2 separate regions of the Homo sapiens genome follow, and region 2 is linked to region 1. A link is a contact called in ENCODE Hi-C or POLR2A ChIA-PET data. All regions are on one chromosome and are shown on one strand. The core of a region is the stretch at or near the end of the contact, and the rest is flanking DNA. Distances in the headings are between cores, read along the strand shown.

Region 1 (5,490 bases), core at 1,164-3,663:
CTCTTTCACCAAGTCATCAGAAAAGTGGTTAACATTTATTGGGGGCTTCCTGAAATAGATACAGAAGAAACAGAGAACACAGGTTGGTTGTTAAGGCAGGATGACCTAGGATCCAACTGCAGAGGGGATGTGGACCGGGTTCCATTTCTCCTAGAGTTCTGGCTCCTCAGGGTAAGGAGAGTGATTCATTCACCTTTGTAGCCCTTGGGCTCCTAGTACAATGCCTGCAGAATGTAGGAGCTGATATTACCTTTTAGTGGAATTTGAATTAAGCACATAGTTTAGATCCACAGTACTGAAATGATAAACTATTAACTCAGAAAAGTAGTCATCTTCGCATCTTTTGGTTCACCATCCAGAATTGGGAGAAGGATTAGTCATCTTTCTCCCAATTCTTTTTTTTTTTTTTTTTTCCTTTTTTGAGACAGAGTTTCATTCTTGTCGCCCAGGCTGGAGTGCAATGGCGCGATCTCAGCTCACCGCAACCTCCGCCTCCTGGGTTCAAGTGATTCTCCTGTCTCAGCCTCTCGAGTAGCTGGGATTACAGGCATGCGCCACCACGCCCGGCTAATTTTGTATTTTTTAGTACAGACGGGGTTTCTCCATGTTGGTCAGGCTGGTCTCGAATTCCTGACCTCAGGTGATCGGCCTGCCTTGGCTTCCCAAAGTGCTGGGATTACAGGCGTGAGCCACCATGCCCAGCCCCTTCTCCCAATTCTATTACTTTATATTTCCTGCCTTTGAACCTTTGAACACATCATTTCACTCCTTAATCTCCACTTTATGGGTAAGCATAGAGAAAGGGAGAAATTAAACTCAGGCCAATTTTTCCTTTTTTTTTTCTAAGCAAATAACACCTTTTAAATGTTTGATGGAGATTGAAGAAATTCATGCTATATAAAGATCTTAGGATAACTTTTTTTTTTTTTTTTTTTGAGATGGAGTCTTGCTCTGTCGCCTAGGCTGGAGTGCAATGGTGTGATCTCGGCTCACTGCAACCTCTGCCTCCCGGGTTCAAGCGATTCTCCTGCCTCAGCCTCCTGAGTAGTTGGGATTACAGGCGCCCACCACCACGCCCGGCTAATTTTTGTATTTTTAGTAGAGACGGGGTTTCGCCATGTTGGTCAGGCTGGTCTCGAACTCCTGACCTCAGGTGATCGGCCTGCTTCGGCCTCCCAAAGTGCTGGGATAACTTTTTTTTTTTAAAGGGCTTTCTATGTATACATTATCCCAAACAACCCTGAGAAGCAGACATTTGGCCAAGATCACAAGCCTGTAAGAAGGGGAGTTGGAATTCAAGTCAGGTTGTCTGATGACAGTGGCATTGCTACTTACTCCTCTTGTCACAATTTGGGGCTTTCATTTGTCTTTTCTTCCATACTTGCCGCAGAAATGTTTAAATACTCTGAGAAACAGTAGGAACTCTATAAATAAAAGATCTCTGTATTTTTACATAATCAAAGCTGGAGAGTTTAATGTGGTGCAGGCCACTCGGTTAGTGGAAGCAGAGGGCATGCCATCCCCAGCTCCGGTTGCAGTGAGTGGATCCAGTGTTGGATTACCCACCTCTGGGATGGTCACTGCTAAGCGAAGCTGAACTCAGGACTGCAGTTTGAGAAAGACAGCGAAGGAGCTTGGCTGCACAGAGGCAAGAACGGGCCACGGATTCTTGCAGCCAAAATGTCATCTGGTTGGGAAAAGCCGCTTGTCAATCTGCAGCTACTAGAGGGGTGGGGGTGGGTGGAAAATGCAGCATCTTAAGTTCAAGATTCAGGGTGAAGGCTGGCTAGACTTAGCAGGGGTCTGCATCTTTAGATGAAATGTGAAAAACACCCAAGCTCAGGGACCAAATGACAGGGAGCGCTGTGCATGCGGCGACGCTAACAGGGACCCAAGGAAAGAAAACACGAGGCGCTGAAGGCGCTCCAGGAGGCCCCCGCCGTTCAGACCCTCCCGGTGGCTCGGGCGCGTCGTCCTAGGGGGCGGCTTCTGTCCTTGGTTTCCCCTTCTTAAAAATCCAGGCGCAGGCAGGCTGAGCTCAGGCGGCTGAGGCACCTCCACGTGGCGGGGGAAGGGGTGACAAAGAGAGGGACGCCCGAGAGATCCCGCTTCGCACAGGCCCGGGTCAGCACCGGGAAGGAGGCCCGCCTAGACCCGAACGGCGCGCCCGGGCAGGGCCCTGGAAGACCTCGCGCCTAGAGGAGCGGCATCCGGAGCGGCGCGGAGGCCTCACAGGAACGCGGGACTGGGCCGGGGGCGGGGCGGGGCCGGGGGCGGGGCGGGGCGGGGCGGGGCCGCGGCGGGCGGGCGCGCGGGCGGCGCGGAGGGAGGGTGTCGCGCCGAGGGAAGCGGCCCGCGGCGGAGGGAGGGGAGGCCGAGTCCTGGAAGCGGAGCTCCGCGCTGGGACTGGTTCCTTCGCAGCCATTTTCTGTCCAACCAAACAGCCGATTGGAGACGGGAGCCAACCAGGGCTGCATTGGAGGTTTGTGTCTCGCTTCGGCCAATGATCGCTCCTAAACCGACTCCACTTTAGCTCGAATGAAATGTCCGTCTCCTCCCGGCGCCGTCCCCGCCGCCAACGCCGCCGCGGCCGGGGGCACTAGCCTCCCGCCCTCCCGCGCGGGCCGAGGCCGGGCCCCGCGCCTGCGAGGCCGCTCCCGCAGCGGGCCGGGCCGGGGAGCGGGCGCGGGGCCGCGGCGCGGCTCTTTGTGCGCCGGGCTGAGGAGCGGCGGGACGCGGGCCAGGCCACCTCACCCTCGCCGCCGTTGAGCTCCGGGCCCGGGGCCGAGGAGGGGCCGCGGGGCTGCGTCGGGGCCCCGCTCTCGACGGCGTCCCGGGCCGGCTCCATTTTGTGCGGGGAGCCGGCCGAGGGGCGGGAGACGCGGCCCGGGCCCTGGCCCCGTAGCCCCGGCGGCGGCGCGAGTCCCCGGGGGCGCCCTCCTCCCGCCCGCGGGGCTGTGGCGGGGCCCGGCGCTTTGTCTGCCCGCACATCCCGGGGGCCGCGCGGCGGGTGGGAGGCAGGCGTTGGGCGCGGGGCCGGGGCGGCCGGGCGAGTCAGGGGATGCGCTCTGGGGGCGGCCTCCTGGCACTCGCAGGGCTGACAGGTCGCCGGGACCAGGCCGTGGGGCCGGGGCCACCCAGGCACCTGCGTGGGGAGGAAGGCATGGCTTTAGCTTCCCCGCAGCCTGGTTTGCGCGTAAAGAATGCAGCCATCTGGCGGTTTGCGGTCCCTGTACTTGCCCCGAAGGTGGGAAGGAAGCCCTTCGGATTGGACTAAGGTTTTAATCATTAGTGGTGGGAGGCGGGAGGATATGCAGGGCCTTAAAGAACGGTAGTCTTAGAGAACAAAGAATTACAGAGCACCCACAAATCGTAATCTCGCCCAAAGCACTCTAACAGGATAATTTAAACAAGGTTAGGTAGCCTGCGACCTTTAAAAAAATGGCATCCCACTAACCCGCATGGACCCCATAGTTGCGTGGTTCGTGCTACAAATCACTGGGGTGGTTTCATCTCTCTTAGTATGGAAACTAATCAGCAACATAAAGTGATGAAAGCAAACGGATCAATATCAGTGGCACTAATCAGTGGGGGGTTTATTTGTAAAGTATTGAAAGTTTAACCAAAATTCCTTAAAAGGCAAATTATTCCTTCCCTGCATTGCTCTTGTATCTTAATTTAAGGATTACTGTATATTGATGCAAAACTCTGGTTGTTGATGCCAAAGAATGGAGGGTGGAGGAAGGGACTACTGCTTTTCTTGGATACAAATTTGCATTTCTTAAAACATTAAACAGATGTATGCATTCCCTTGAGCTTTTACATATATCAACCTGCCCTTAAGAAAATATACACCATATGAGGTGACAGTGTTTTTCTTTAATGTACTGAGTCTAAATATATACTGAATCAACTATTTGGGTGAGTGAGTGTGGTGTGGTATGACTCCCTGCCCACACCCCCCTCTCCCATTCCAAGCAAAATACATAAATATAGCTCCCATGTTTTAAGTGTTCTGAGGGCTTATTTTTTCAAAGACACTCTTTAAAAAATAACATTTCTCGTTACAAGGAAGGACTTTTCTGAGCAGTTTTGGGGTTAGAGGATACTATTAATATTTGAAAAGAAATTATAAATTACTTTTAATATTATAGCAAACGTCAAGCAGTTTTTGCTACCTGGACCTTTTTAGTGGCATTAAAAACTTTCAATTCAGTGGCTACAATTTTTTCTGCTATTTGCTAGATTTCATGCTTGGATGCGTATCAGTATATCTTCTCCCTTTAAAATTAACACTGAAAGGATGTGTTTTTGTTTTGGCATCCTACCCCTCCCCCATTTAATTGTTTCCTTTGAGAAAGAATGGAGCAAATGAGAAATGAAACTTGTAACACAGCAATTGGTACTAATTTGTTCAGCTATTTATGCCTTACAGTGAGACTGAAGTGCTATTTCGATGCAATTTTAGTCAAAAATGGTGGTGCTTCAAAATTATAAATAAGGGTCTTGATTGTGTTGCTTTTTTGATATCTTCTCAGTGCAGAATGTATCTTCATTACAGTATAATCTGAGATTCTTAATTGAAAAGCATTATATTCTCAGATAATTTTTTCCTCCTCTTGAGCTATAGAATGTCTAAATGTTACTCTGAAACATTTAAGAAAACCATCACCAAAAAATTAAGATGATAAGGGGTGTGTTTGCATCTTGAGTGTTAATGTTTTAAGTAATTTAGATGTATAATTTTTGGTCTCTTGCATATTATATAATTTGGTCCCTTTTTGGTGTATTGTAATGAATGTTTATGATGAATATGGCTAAATTCAGGGTTATGTTGGAAAATCCATTTTCTCCTTTCCCCATGGAATTAACTTGTTTTTAAGTTCTCCAAAATAAATCTTTCAAGTCAACAAACATTTATTGGGTGCCTTTTTATACTATTTTATACCATGTACTCCATTGATTAAGAATAGTAGTCAAAATTATACAAGCCCTCTTTAATTTTATGAGAAAAAAAGCCTATAAGTGATACATTTGATGTATTTTTACTATTGATAGATGTTAGGTCCTAATAGATGTTTATCTTTTAGGTTGAAATCACAAAGATTAGACACCTTTTTAGATAGGTGTTCTTCAGCACCACTGACAACACGGTTCTGACAGTATTTCATGACAGTAAGTATATTTTACCATTTTGGTTGTTAATTAGATTTGAATAGTAATTGGCTGGAAATAAAATTGTAACCAATTTATACTGGAGGTGCCTGGTAGAATGAATGCATTTCAAGTCTAGACAGACAGTACCTCTGCTCATTCCTGTTGCTTCCTTATTTTCAGCTTCTTGCATATATTATTTCCCATGGGTCCCTAAGTGCTGTTGAGGCTACAGGGTAGCCTGTCCCAGCTGTAAAGGGGCTGTCTGTTTAGCCAATTAATTGAATACTTAGGGGACAGTTATGCCCAGAATGGAAAATGCTAACTCTTAAGTGC
Region 2 (5,602 bases), core at 1,862-4,361, 1.2 Mb before region 1:
TGTGGTGGTGTGCACCTGTGGTCCCAGCTACAGGAGGTGGCGGTGGGAGGATCACACGAGCCTCCCTCTTGTGAGGGAAAAGGGTACGTTGATTCCTTAAAATGATCTACAGGGCAGGCGCGGTGGCTCACACCTTTAATCCCAACACTTTGGAAGGCCGAGACAGGCGGATCACCTGAGGTCAGGAGTTCGAGACCAGCCTGGCCAACATGAAGAAACCCCGTCTCTACTAAAAATACAAAAATTAACTGGGCATGGTGATGTGTGCCTGTTATTTCAGCTACTCGGGAGGCTGAGGCAGGAGAATCGCTTGAACCTGGGAGGCGGAGGTTGCAGTGAGCCGAGATCGCGCCATTGCACTCCAGGCTGGGCAACAGAGACAGACTCGGTCTCACAAAAAAAAAGATCTAAGATGAGGCAGCCCAGATGTTCACCTGAGCCCGGGAGACAGTGGTTGCAGTCAGCTGAGATCACGCCACTGCACTCCAGCCTGGGTGAAAGAGCAAGGCCCCGTCTCAAAAAATAAAAATTGTAATAATTCACTTGTCAATATTTTCTTACACATGTAAGTGCCAAAAGGAGCTTCTGATGGGCATGGGGGAACTGAGGTGCCCACAGGTAGCTTATGTCATTCAAATCAAAGGCAAATAAATTTTACATTTACAGGTACACATCACCGTAGGCACACATAGATTTCTATTAGGTTTCAGAAGTTACAAAAATAGTGTCTGGTCCTTCTTCAGCCCTGAGGATCCAGAATGTCTTGCTGGAAATGGCCATGCTCAGGCCAGAACATCCACAGCCACATAAGCTCCTGGATGAGCCACTCCGTTCTTCACCAAGGATGTGATTATTTTCTTTTCTGGTCACTACAGCTCCAGTTGTAGGGCAGTGACCACTGCATGCTCTGCAGCCGTGATTGCTGATGGACTGCAAAATTTGTCCCCCAAACCAGAGAAAGAAATGGGGAGGGAGAGCAGAACACAGAGCCACACCCTCCCCAGCCTTGTGAGAATAGCAGCCAGTGATAGGGCCCAGAAGGTCTTCAGAAGGAGGCAGCAAGGCCCTAGTTTCTGCAGTCAGTCCTAATGCAGATCAGTAAGAGCAAGGAATGAGATGACTTCACCCTCTAGAATCTTCCCTCAGAGATCAGGGCCTGGAGATTGAATTATTCTGTGCTGGAGGAGATAAACAAAGTGAAGACAAGGCCAATTCACGGTGGCTGAAACTAGAAAAGAGGTCAAACTGTCCTGCTGCACTTGATCACACTCTTTGGGAGTTAATTGGTCCAAACATCTCTACAAACTCAGTTTAAACATAATCTTGCTCCCGTAGAAAAGGAGCAAATGGACATACAGCAACCAGGATAAATCTCTCATGGTATAATCGTAATCTTTTTTTTTTTTTTTTTTTCTGGAGAAGGAGTCTGGCTCTTTTGCCCCAACTGGAGTGCAGTGGTGTGATCTCAGTTCACTGGAACCTCTGCCTCCTGGGTTCAAACGATTCTCCTACCTCAGCCTCCCAAATACCTGGGACTATAGGCACACACCACCACGCCTGAGTAATTTTTGTATTTTTAGTACAGACGGGGTCTCACCATGTTGGCCAGGCTGGTCTTGAACTCCTGACCCCAAGTGATCCACCCGCCTTGCCCTCCCAAAGTGCTGAGATTACAGGTGTGAGCCACTGCGCCCAGCCAGTAATAATCCACTGCTAAATAATAGCCTCCTGGGGTGGAGGGCACAATTCAGGAAGCAATGCCCAGACGCCCACAAGCCAACGCACTAAAAACTGGAAAATGGGAGAGAAGCAACTTAGGGGCAACAAGAGTACCCCTTAATCTACTATAAATGGGGAAGAAACCTTGAAGATAAGGCTTATACCAAGAGAACCAAAATGCAGAGTTAGAGGAGATAAGGGATCAGGTGCCATAAACCAAATCACCTAAAAATAAAAAGTAAAAGGTGAATTCTACCAGTTTGCCTCCCACCACTTCTGGCCTGGCCCCAAGCATTGAAGCTTATCACGACTTCTTCAATTTCACAACCATGGAGTCAAACGTTGGTGCCGACGCAGGGGAAGAGAAACTAGCCCAAATTACCAAGGGATCAAGGGAAATCTGGAAATAAGTACGTGGCACATCAAGACAAATCCTGCTCTTGCTAGGGGAGCTATGCTAGACATTAAGTCCATTAGAGAAGTGAAAGGGGAAGGAAGACCCAAGGGAAGGGACTGGAACCAAGTGCTGGGGTTTGGTCGAAACATCATCCGCTTTACAGCTGTGCCCAGAGCCAATCTTAGAAGGAAGACTGACTTCTGGAGTCCAAAGAGTGCTGGAGGAAGCCAGTACTAAAGGATTTACATTAATTTACTGAGCAGTGATTCCATTTTCTAGTTGCACACGAGCCACTACTCTAAAGAATAAACTTGTGTAATAAGCTTGTTTTTCCAGGGTAAGCATGACTGAAAACCTATCGGTAAATTGCTTTCTCTGGTATCAAGACAATGTTTTGTTTCTCCTCATCTATACCATTTGAAAAATTTGTGGAAAGTAATGCAACATTTGAAAAAATGTAAGACTGAAATATTTTTTAATCATAACCTCAAATACCATCTTATCAGGAAAACCCTGTATTTATTTATTATTATTGTTTTGGTTTTTTTCTGAGACAGGGTCTTGCTCCATAGCCTAGGCTGGAGAGCAGTGGCACAATCATAGCTCACTGTAGCCTCAACCTCTCAGGCTCAAGCGATGCTCCCATCTCGGCCTCCCTAGCAGCTGGCACCACAGGCGCACACCCCGCACCTGGCTAACATATATGTTTTTTGGTTTTGTAGAGATGGAGTCTCACTATGTTGCCTAGACTGGTCTCGAACTCCTCAGCTCAAGTGATCCTCCCACCTTAGCCTCCTGAGTGGCTGGGACTACAAACACGTGCCACCATGCCCAGCTATAAAACCTTTTAAACCACAGGAACGTTCCCTAAGAACCATAGAACATGTATTCACCAATTTGGACCAGGTTTAAAAAATACACTGAGCCCAGCGCAGTGACTCACATCTGTAATCTCAGCAATTCAGGCAGCCAAGGCAGACAGATATCTTGAGCCCAGGAGTTCAAGATCAGCTGGGGCAACAAAGGGAGACCCTGTTTCTTCAAAAAATACAAAATAAAATAGCCAAGCATGCTGGCTTGCACCTGTAGTCCCAGCTACTCAGGAGGCTGAAATGGGAAGACTGCCTGAGCCTGGGAGGTCGAGGTTACAGTGAGTCATGATCGCACCACTGCACTCCAGCCTGGGCAACAGAGCAAGACCCTGTGTCTGTCTGTCTGTCTGTCTGTCTCTCTCTCTCTCCTCTCTCTCTCTCTCTCTCTCTCACACACACACACACACACACACACACACAGAAAATACATTGGGCATTCAACTAAAATCAGGTCTCCTTTTGTTAGCAAAAAAATGTAGCTTCTTTTATCAAAGAACAGGTGATCAAGGAGAAAGAATGAGTCGAGGTTCAAGCCACCCGTTGAGTATCATAATCATCTCCTAGCCTAAGGTCACACACTTACAGGGCTCTGAGTCAGACTTTCAGTCATAGCATTAATAAAACTGTTTGCAGAAACAAGTGTTATTCAAGGTGACCCCCGTAACTCATATTCTCCCCACTTTCAACGTCTTTTGGGATTGTTGAAAAGATAAATCCTCAGTTGATGGTTTAAACATGACTCACTCTTGTAGAGTAAGATACTGTTTAGTGATATGTACCTTATCAAAGTTGGCTTGACACTCGGCATGCAAGAAAAAGAAAGAAGAAAAGAAAAAAAAGCAACTGACCAAAGGCAACCACTGCAACTAAGATTACAGATGGATGGCTTCGGGTTTCCTCTGTCTCAGAGTTTCTATTAATTCCACTTCTAGCTCACTTCCTGTGAACTTACTAAAACCAGCCAGGTGCTCTTCTTACCCTTCTCAGGGTGAATAGCAGTGCTGATCCAGATTCTCTAGGTAGTTATGCATCCTTCTGTTTTATACTAGGGTCACAGACTTTTTCTGAATGAACTGGAGACATTGAATGTCTCTCTAATCATAAATAAGCTCTGTCTTCTTGTAGGTCGGGGTTCTGGAAGGTGGGCTGCCTCCAAAACGACCATGTCTCTGTGGCTGCTCTTTGGGGTGGGTGGGCTTTCGCCTACCTGGCCTTTTTTTAAATTAATGTATTTTTTGCATGCCTATTTAAAACCAAATATCTGCATGGAACACCTCAACCTTACAATCATTTTAAATTACTATGATTTATCTTACCAATAACTATCACTTTCATTAAGTGAAACCTTATTCAAAGTTAATACATAAAATATGAATCTTTTTCTTCCTCAGTAATATATGGTAGTCAAAATCTTTCATCATTACATTTACTTAGTTTCTGGGTTGTATAAAATAGCTATCCCAAGTGACCTAAAGATTTTAACAGTGAAATAATGGAACCATGTCATGATCAAGGACAAATACAGATGACAAATATGAGATAGCAGCCAGCCATTTGAAACAGCAGCTCCCAAGTCATCCTTGCTACAACTTACCTGAAAATTCAGAAAGTTCTCACTTCCCTTAGGCTTCTAGAACTAACAAAGTTATGTGGCAAAGAAATGATTTATTTTTTACTTATTCATCAAGAAAAATGTTCTAAATATACAGCTATTCTTATTAGAGATGATCTAAAAAGCAAAAAAAAAAAAAAAAAAAAAGCCTGTAGTCTTTTCTTTTTCCCTATTTGCAGTGTCACTAAAGAGGCTAAACTTACTTTGACTCGTAAACAGTAAAAATTGAATATGGAAACCCTGGAGACCATGGCTCTCCTGATCTGTTTCTAGTTACCATTCATGATAACCTTCTGGAATAGGTTTATTAATTGATTGTGTTTACTTCCATCTACACTACAATTCTCCAGATAAAATATAATTATTTAATTTTCTTTATAACATGTTTTCATGATGGTTCCTGCTCCTTGGGGTGGTTTCAATCCATTCTAGCAAACCCTTAATTACACAATGAATTATGTTTTACCATTGGCTGTTTTGGCCTATGTTTAATATCATTCATTTCTTTCCAATTTCAAAACTTCTTTGGACTGTTTTCTTTTGATCTCTCTCCCTGGATGAGCCCATTGGCCAATATTAGTCCCTTTCTTTCTTCCAGAGTGTATGACTGGAGAACATGAGTAACATTCACTTCAAAGGAATGCTTTCAACTTCTCTTTATCCAGAAGCAAGAGATCAAGAGCCAGACTGCAAATTCCCTGTCCTCTCTAGCTCTCCTCCCCCCAGTTATTCTCTTACTAAGGGGCACACAGTGTTAGGAATTATTTCAGAATTGGTTGTAAAAATATCATTTGCTATAAGGCAAGGGTGCACTCTTCATCTCCTTACCTTAAGAAATTTGGCTTTTCCTTGCTGGCACCACTTTTCTCAAAACCTCAAGAATATGCATCTTGTTCTCACCTACCCTAGCTTCTCCTAACAGGAGACAGAGCCAGCATGCTCCTCATCTCCCCACAGAGCTCTTACAGGTGGGGCCATTTCATTTTCACTCAGAACCTCTCC

The links. A loop is a pair of places that touch in the nucleus more often than their neighbours do. ChIA-PET counts read pairs that join two places held with the same protein, here RNA polymerase II (POLR2A). Pooled maps may share reads with other maps.
Region 2: a pooled map shows a loop between it and region 1 (4-fold over the local background). The contact joins the enhancer-like site here to the promoter of NFYB in region 1. A Hi-C loop is called at or near these places in 2 of 37 single-sample maps with no recorded cell type and 2 of 50 pooled maps. POLR2A ChIA-PET finds 5 or more read pairs at or near these places in 2 of 52 experiments (Caco-2 and PC-3).

Annotation. Positions count from the first base shown.
Region 1 is chr12:104,135,133-104,140,622 of GRCh38, reverse strand. It overlaps NFYB (nuclear transcription factor Y subunit beta), which reads left to right and starts at 2,413. Exons shown (of 8, transcript NM_006166.4): 1 at 2,413-2,482; 2 at 5,091-5,175. The coding sequence starts at 5,170. LOC105369947 (a long non-coding RNA gene) reads right to left here and starts at 392. Exons shown (of 3, transcript XR_945286.2): 1 at 1-392. RefSeq lists enhancers at 1,676-1,845, 2,669-3,260, 3,261-3,854 and silencers at 2,230-2,529, 2,580-2,679, 2,780-2,859, 2,920-3,049.
Region 2 is chr12:105,355,585-105,361,186 of GRCh38, reverse strand. All of the region lies in intron 2 of C12orf75 (chromosome 12 open reading frame 75), which reads right to left. Among named protein-coding and RNA genes, the nearest start is that of C12orf75, 28 kb to the right of the region's middle. RefSeq lists a silencer at 3,482-3,551. Within about 2 kb of position 3,111, at least 3 of the 41 ENCODE cell types and tissues checked have a DNase peak (open chromatin) inside an H3K27ac peak, as active enhancers do.